Regions from separate parts of the Mus musculus genome. Here region 2 is linked to region 1. The links are chromatin contacts, found by Hi-C or POLR2A ChIA-PET in ENCODE. All regions are on one chromosome and are shown on one strand. The core of a region is the stretch at or near the end of the contact, and the rest is flanking DNA. Distances in the headings are between cores, read along the strand shown. Region 1 has its middle 3.5 kb from the start of Gm32328. Region 2 holds the start of Cbx3 (chromobox 3).

Evidence for each region. A loop is a pair of places that touch in the nucleus more often than their neighbours do. ChIA-PET counts read pairs that join two places held with the same protein, here RNA polymerase II (POLR2A).
Region 2: a loop to region 1 is called in a map of v-Abl transformed pro-B cells, with 4 times the contacts of the local background. The contact joins the promoter of Cbx3 here to the enhancer-like site in region 1. A Hi-C loop is called at or near these places in 2 of 37 maps with a recorded cell type or tissue (both v-Abl transformed pro-B cells). POLR2A ChIA-PET finds 5 or more read pairs at or near these places in 3 of 5 experiments (Patski and embryonic stem cell).

What each region holds. Positions count from the first base shown.
Region 1 is chr6:51,168,636-51,171,335 of GRCm38, reverse strand. No RefSeq gene overlaps it. Among named protein-coding and RNA genes, the nearest start is that of Gm32328, 3.5 kb to the right of the region's middle. Within about 2 kb of position 1,440, at least 1 of the 3 ENCODE cell types and tissues checked has a DNase peak (open chromatin) inside an H3K27ac peak, as active enhancers do.
Region 2 is chr6:51,469,089-51,472,126 of GRCm38, reverse strand. Cbx3 (chromobox 3) reads right to left here and starts at 1,511. Exons shown (of 6, transcript NM_007624.4): 1 at 1,388-1,511; 2 at 259-311. The coding sequence starts at 282. It overlaps Hnrnpa2b1 (heterogeneous nuclear ribonucleoprotein A2/B1), which reads left to right and starts at 2,282. Exons shown (of 12, transcript NM_001374745.1): 1 at 2,282-2,456. The coding sequence starts at 2,451.

The sequences.
Region 1 (2,700 bases), core at 191-2,690:
AGATATATAGCTGAATTAATTTTTGAAACGATGAGTAAAAACGATATTTTTCTTTCGCTTTGCTAGAGCAAAAGTATATTTTCATTCTTCTCCGTCCGACTCCTGCTCTTCTAGCAGCCACAGCAAACTGACAGGCTCCAGCCTGTTGGAGGACTAGTATGCAAATTTCGGATGATTGACACCTCTAGTGGAAACCAATCACGCTACAATAGGCTGCTGATTGGCTAACTATGGTCTGACGTATAATTGACGTTTTTAAAACATATTATCCAATCACAACAAGTCATGCAAATAAGTGAAGGAATCATATTACCAGAGATCAGAGGAAACTTGAGTACGCCCCCACGTGTTCAGTAGCCGGTACTGCAGAAACTACTGCCAAACTGTACGAAATACTCAATTCTACTGCTCGCTTTAGCCTTTCTTAAACTTTTTTGTCACTGAATATAAATGATCATTAAAAATTCCCCAAGAGGTATGATGGTTCATTTAAAAATATCTATGTGGCTACAGACTTTCAGAATCTATCCCCGTTTTTTTGTTTTTGTTTTTTGTTTTTGCTAATATTTTTATCCTCAAATCTAATCTTCTGTAACGAAGATCGTCCTTCTTCGTCTCAAGAGGACGAAGTTTACACAGCCGTTTGGTGAAGAAATCCCTGTAGGTTCAGACCTACAGGTCAGTGGAATTTGGTGGCTGTCGTGAAGTTCCACGTGTTACCGCCAGATGGCATAAGGCTCATCTTTTCTTTGCCTCTCAGCACTCTCCCCAAATTCTGCAAGTAATTTAGAAAAATTAATAACCAAACAGTTTTATATTTTATAACCGAGTGAAGTGGGACACCCTTGTACTATTAGAAAGCTACATATTACGAAAATCAGTTTGTTGGTTGTTGCTTTAATGGGAAGCTTCCTCTTGAGACTTTTGCCCAGTCAAGTTTTAGAGTAAACTACACATTCAGTGTTTGCAAAAACTTTTCCTTAAAGGGAACTGGGCGGCCATAAGGGATCGAGGCGGCCGCGCTTCGGGAGTGTCATTTTCGGTTTTTTAGGAATTAAAGTGAAATTAAAGTTGGAGGGGAAAGCTTAATTTTCCAACGACCACTCTTCCTTTCCCCAGATGCCTGCCTGGTCGCAGCCCGGGAGCCGAAGGTTGCGTTGCTGCTTTCGGACACATTTGCAGTTAACACACCCGGCTCTTTCAGCGATTCGTGTTGGGACCTCGGTCACAGGAAGGACTTTCTGTGCTTTAGTATCGTTTCTAGGGCAGCGCTTTTGTTTTGCCAACTCCAGCGGAAGACACGAGGATGAAACCCCGGGAAAGCTTTATCTCTGGCACCTCCAGTGTATATGTTTTTCTCTTTGGACTTATCAGGAAGAGAGGTGTTCGTGCGACCACAACCCCAAGGCCAGACTAAGAGCTAATGGTATTTTCAGAGGGGAGAAGGGAAGAAAGAAAAGAAAATCAAGTTGACAGGCGAGCTCTGCAGTTTCCACGAACATATTACGGGTTGACCACGCGGCCTCTTCACCCACCCACAAAAACCCCTGTACTCCGCTTTGGATCACTATACCTAATAGTCATGAAATTTAAAATCGTACCCAGTCTTCAAAAAATAACTCTGAAAAAGGCATATTTATTACTTTAAAAAAAATCACTCAGAATCCAGCCACGAGGCCCTCGTCCTACAAAATAGCGATTCATAGGCTTGTTACTTTGGGTTTCCCGTCTGCTGAATTTTATTTAGAAGCCAGTGATTAGAGTGGTTTCTCTAGTCCTCTCTCCTGCGGCCCCCTAACTGAGTTTACTTTACACCCTATCTCTGGATCCCGAACCTGCGTTACTTCAGCTCTGGTGCCTAAGAGTCAACTTCACAAACTGCAGGGGACAGACAGGAGGGCCTAACACTATCTTTGAGTTAGAATTACTTCTCCAGAAGTCCCAATCTTAAGTTTCTTATTTTTTACTGCCTATAAACTTATTGGCCTTTTATCTTCCGAAACAAAACACACTTAGAAACTTAAGTAAGAATTTTTGGGTACGCATAGTTCCCTTTTATGGGGTGGATGGAATTGAGTTTTTTTCAGTGCTTTAAGGAAAAAAAAAAAGCGTCTTTAAACAAACGGAGAAGGGTCCTGGAGGAGGACTATGGGGCCAGCTGCCCTTCCTAACTTCTCAGTCTGAGACTTTGGCATCTTCCGGGCAAGCGTGGGTTCAGGGCTTGCGGGGCAGATTGGCTGGCAGTTCCGTAAACCCAGGCTGGATGGAAGGCCGCAGTGCCCCCGGGCCCCAGAGCGGGTTTCATTTCTGCAGGGACCTCACCGGCGTCCCGCCGGGCGCTGTAAATCAGCCTTTCCTTGCTAGGAGCGCGGGGATGAGCACCGGCTCTCACCCTACGCCGCCTCCGGGGTCCATCAATCAAGCTCTCCCGCCCCAGCCTGAGTGCCGCCCGGGGCGCCTGCTTTGTGTCAGCCTGCAGCGGGCCTGGGTGGGGCGCCCCAGGGTTCGCAAGGGTCTGGAACACCCCTCAGTTTTTCCCACCCCGGGACGTGGTGACTGGAACCGTGATCTCTAATCTACAGAGCGAGTCCCCTCCTTTGCTGACGCCCCAATCCTTCCCCACTTCGTGTGATCCCTTCAACAATGTCACCCCAGAAGGGGCGAGGAGGATTCGTCACTAGCAACTTGATTTCCCCAGCA
Region 2 (3,038 bases), core at 262-2,761, 300 kb before region 1:
GCTTCTAACAGCAATTCACCCACTTATGATGGGATTAAAGGAAGGCACAACCATGTCCACCACAGGTTCTAGCTCCCCCACCCACACGCCCAGAGAGGGTTTTTCTGTGTAGCTCTGACTATTCTGGAATTCACACTGCAGACCAGGCTGGTCTCGAACTCAGAGATCCACCACCACATGGTTTCTTAATTGTAATTTTAAAGAAAAAAAAAAATCCTTCAGTTAAGATTCTTATGTTCTAGGTTTTCACAAACTTACCAATGTAGTTTTATTGGAGGCCATTTTTTAAATTTAATCGGAGACTTGAAGAGCTATTGCAAGAAAAAAAATGTAGGACAGTTAAAATTTCATGACACACAAAAGGCAGCTACAAGTTTTGTGTGGATTTCAACATGTAAATTTCGGGTAAAAATGCAGGAAAACAGTTGAGTTCCCGTGTTATTAGTATGTTACTAATAATTTCAGTATGTTAGTGAAAATAATCTTACTAAAACACTGGTACCTCAGACAACTTTACATGGTGAGGATTGTTACTTTCCCAATCCATATAGAATTTTAACAATTTTAGTGTTTATTTTGGATGAAAGGAAATGACTATCTTTTGTTAGCAAATTACCATAAGATCTTTTTCTTTAGATTTCTGAATACTCCAAGGAGCTCATATAATTCCATCCTTATTTTTTCAGAGGCCCTCCCTGTTCAATCACGGTATAAAAAAAGGAACACATTAAGATGTCCCAGTCCTATTTTCTGGCTTTTTTTTTCCGGGGGTGGTGGTGCGGTAATCACTCTCTATAGTCCAGTCTGGGCTTCAACGCCTGGCAATCCCCAGCCTCAAGCTCCCAAGTACTGTCCTGATAAGGATAGAAGGAGTCGACCTCCTTCACGCTCCCCTCCGAGGAGGGCTCCTTCCCAGCTCCATTCCCCGGTCGGGAGCCCGTCCCCCACCCGAGAGCGCGGGCCTCGTGGTCAGCGCCTCCGCGGGGAGAAACAAAGGCGGCGGCGGGGGCTCAAGGGCACTGCGCCACGGGCCCGCGCCTCCCCCATCCGGCGGCGGCCACGTAGCCGGGAGCGCGCCGCAGCCCGGAGCCTCGGGCCTCGCAGCTGCAGAGCCTGAACCGCTCTCTCCCTGCGGGCCTGCGACGAGGCTGGGGGAGGGGAGGCCCGCGCTTTGTCTGGAGTCTCGGTAGCTGTCATCCGGCTCCCACCCTCATGCACAATTGTCCCATCTCCCCCACGCACCGGCGCGGCGCCCGCCTCAGCGAGGCCCCAGCCGGTTTCCCGCAGCCCGCGGCCCACGGGGCTCGCAGCCTCCCCGCAAGCTCGGACGCACGGAGCATCCTAAACCCCACCACACGCAAGATCGAAAAAAAGCAAAGGCACGAACTTCACCGCTCCGATGCTCAGGGCCGCGGATCCTGCAGAGTCTCCCGCCTGCGCGCTTCGGTTCAGCCACATCCGAGGGGAGGGGGCGCGGGCAGCTCCGCCGGGGGGGAGGGGGAGCACCGCCCACGCCCTGGCCGCGCGGGGCCCGCCGGGAACGCGTCCTGCGGGGGGCGGCGCGCGCAATGCTCACCGTCCGCGGCGTGGCGCCCAGGGGGTCTCCTGGCTGGGGGGAGGGGGGGGAAGGCGGGCAGGAAGGACCGCGGAGGCCTCTCTGCGTCTCGGAGCGCGCCAAAGCGGGGCTCCACCCACCTCCTTGCCCGGATCTTGAAGGCCGGGGAGATAAACAGCGGGGTTCTTTAAGCACCACCTCTCACTAGGCGCGGGATCCCAAGGCTTGTGGCATCCGGGGTGGTACTTGGACTAAAAGTCCTTCTGGGAGGGACCGAGTGAGAACCCCTTTGGGACGTGTAGAAATATTTGTGTGGTTCGAGAATATTTGTGCGGACGGGCTTGGCAAAGGCGTAGCTGCAGAGAGCACGCTTGGGTGGAGAGGGCCGCACGCCCCAGCGCCGGCCTAAGCCCCTCCCGACGGCGTTATTTCAAACTGCGCGACCGTTTCTCCGCTCCCTACGCGGAGGTGGGGGCCGGACCTAGTTCCGGACGTAGTAACACGCCGAGCGCGAGCCTTCCGCAATTCACGGAACACAGTTGCGCAAGTGATGTAAAGCAGTCCCGCTGTACCTAAAGGGGGAGTGTCACGTACTTGGCGTAAGGAGAGTGTAGGCCCTTCCCGCCATTGGCGGCGGTTAGGGCGTTTACGTAACGGCGTGACGTAAGCGGAGACGCGTTAGTGGGGGGAAGGTTCTAGAAAAGCGGCGGTCTCGGCTCCAGCGGCAGTAGCAGCGGCGCCGGTCCCGTGTGCAGGAGCTCCTTTGCGGCCCAGTTTCTTGGCCATCGCCTGCTCTCCCCACAGCGCCAGGACGAGTCCCGTGCGCGTCCGTCCGCGGAGGTCTTTCTCATCTCGCTCGGCTGCGGGAAATCGGGCTGAAGCGACTGAGTCCGCGATGGAGGTAACGGGTTTGAAATCAATGAGTTATTAAAAATGGCATGGCGAGGCCGTAGGCACCGCAATGGAAACCGGCCACCCGCCTCCGTGGTCCGGCGGAGGGGATGCGGCCACTCGAGTGGCGGTTGGCCTTGGCGAGTTTCTGAGGGGTCGTTGGAGGAGGCCTCTGATTGTCCGACCGCCTTCCCCGCCCTCAGCCGCCCGGCGCCATTTCCCTCAGTTGGGGTGGGGGATGGGAAGTGCCCGCCGCGACCGGGCTGGACCGCTAAAGTAGCGCGTGAGCGGGCCATCGCTGGCCTTTCGATGTGCGCGGGCCTAGGGGCTCGGTTGTGTTCGCGGCGGAACGTTTCTGGGGCCCCCCCGGCTTCCCGGAGCGAGTCTGCGAAGCTTCCCCTCCCCCCTCTCCCGGGAACCGGATTTGGCGGCCGCCATTTTCCCGTCTCCTTCCTCGCCACGATTTTGCTTTCAACGCTTTAGGTTTACTAGTTTGGTTTTCTTTTTTCACCACTGCGTAGACGTGTTTAGCGATTTTCCTTTCTTTTGGAAGTCTTCATACCGTTTCGAGGTGGATTTAGCGTTTTGAGCT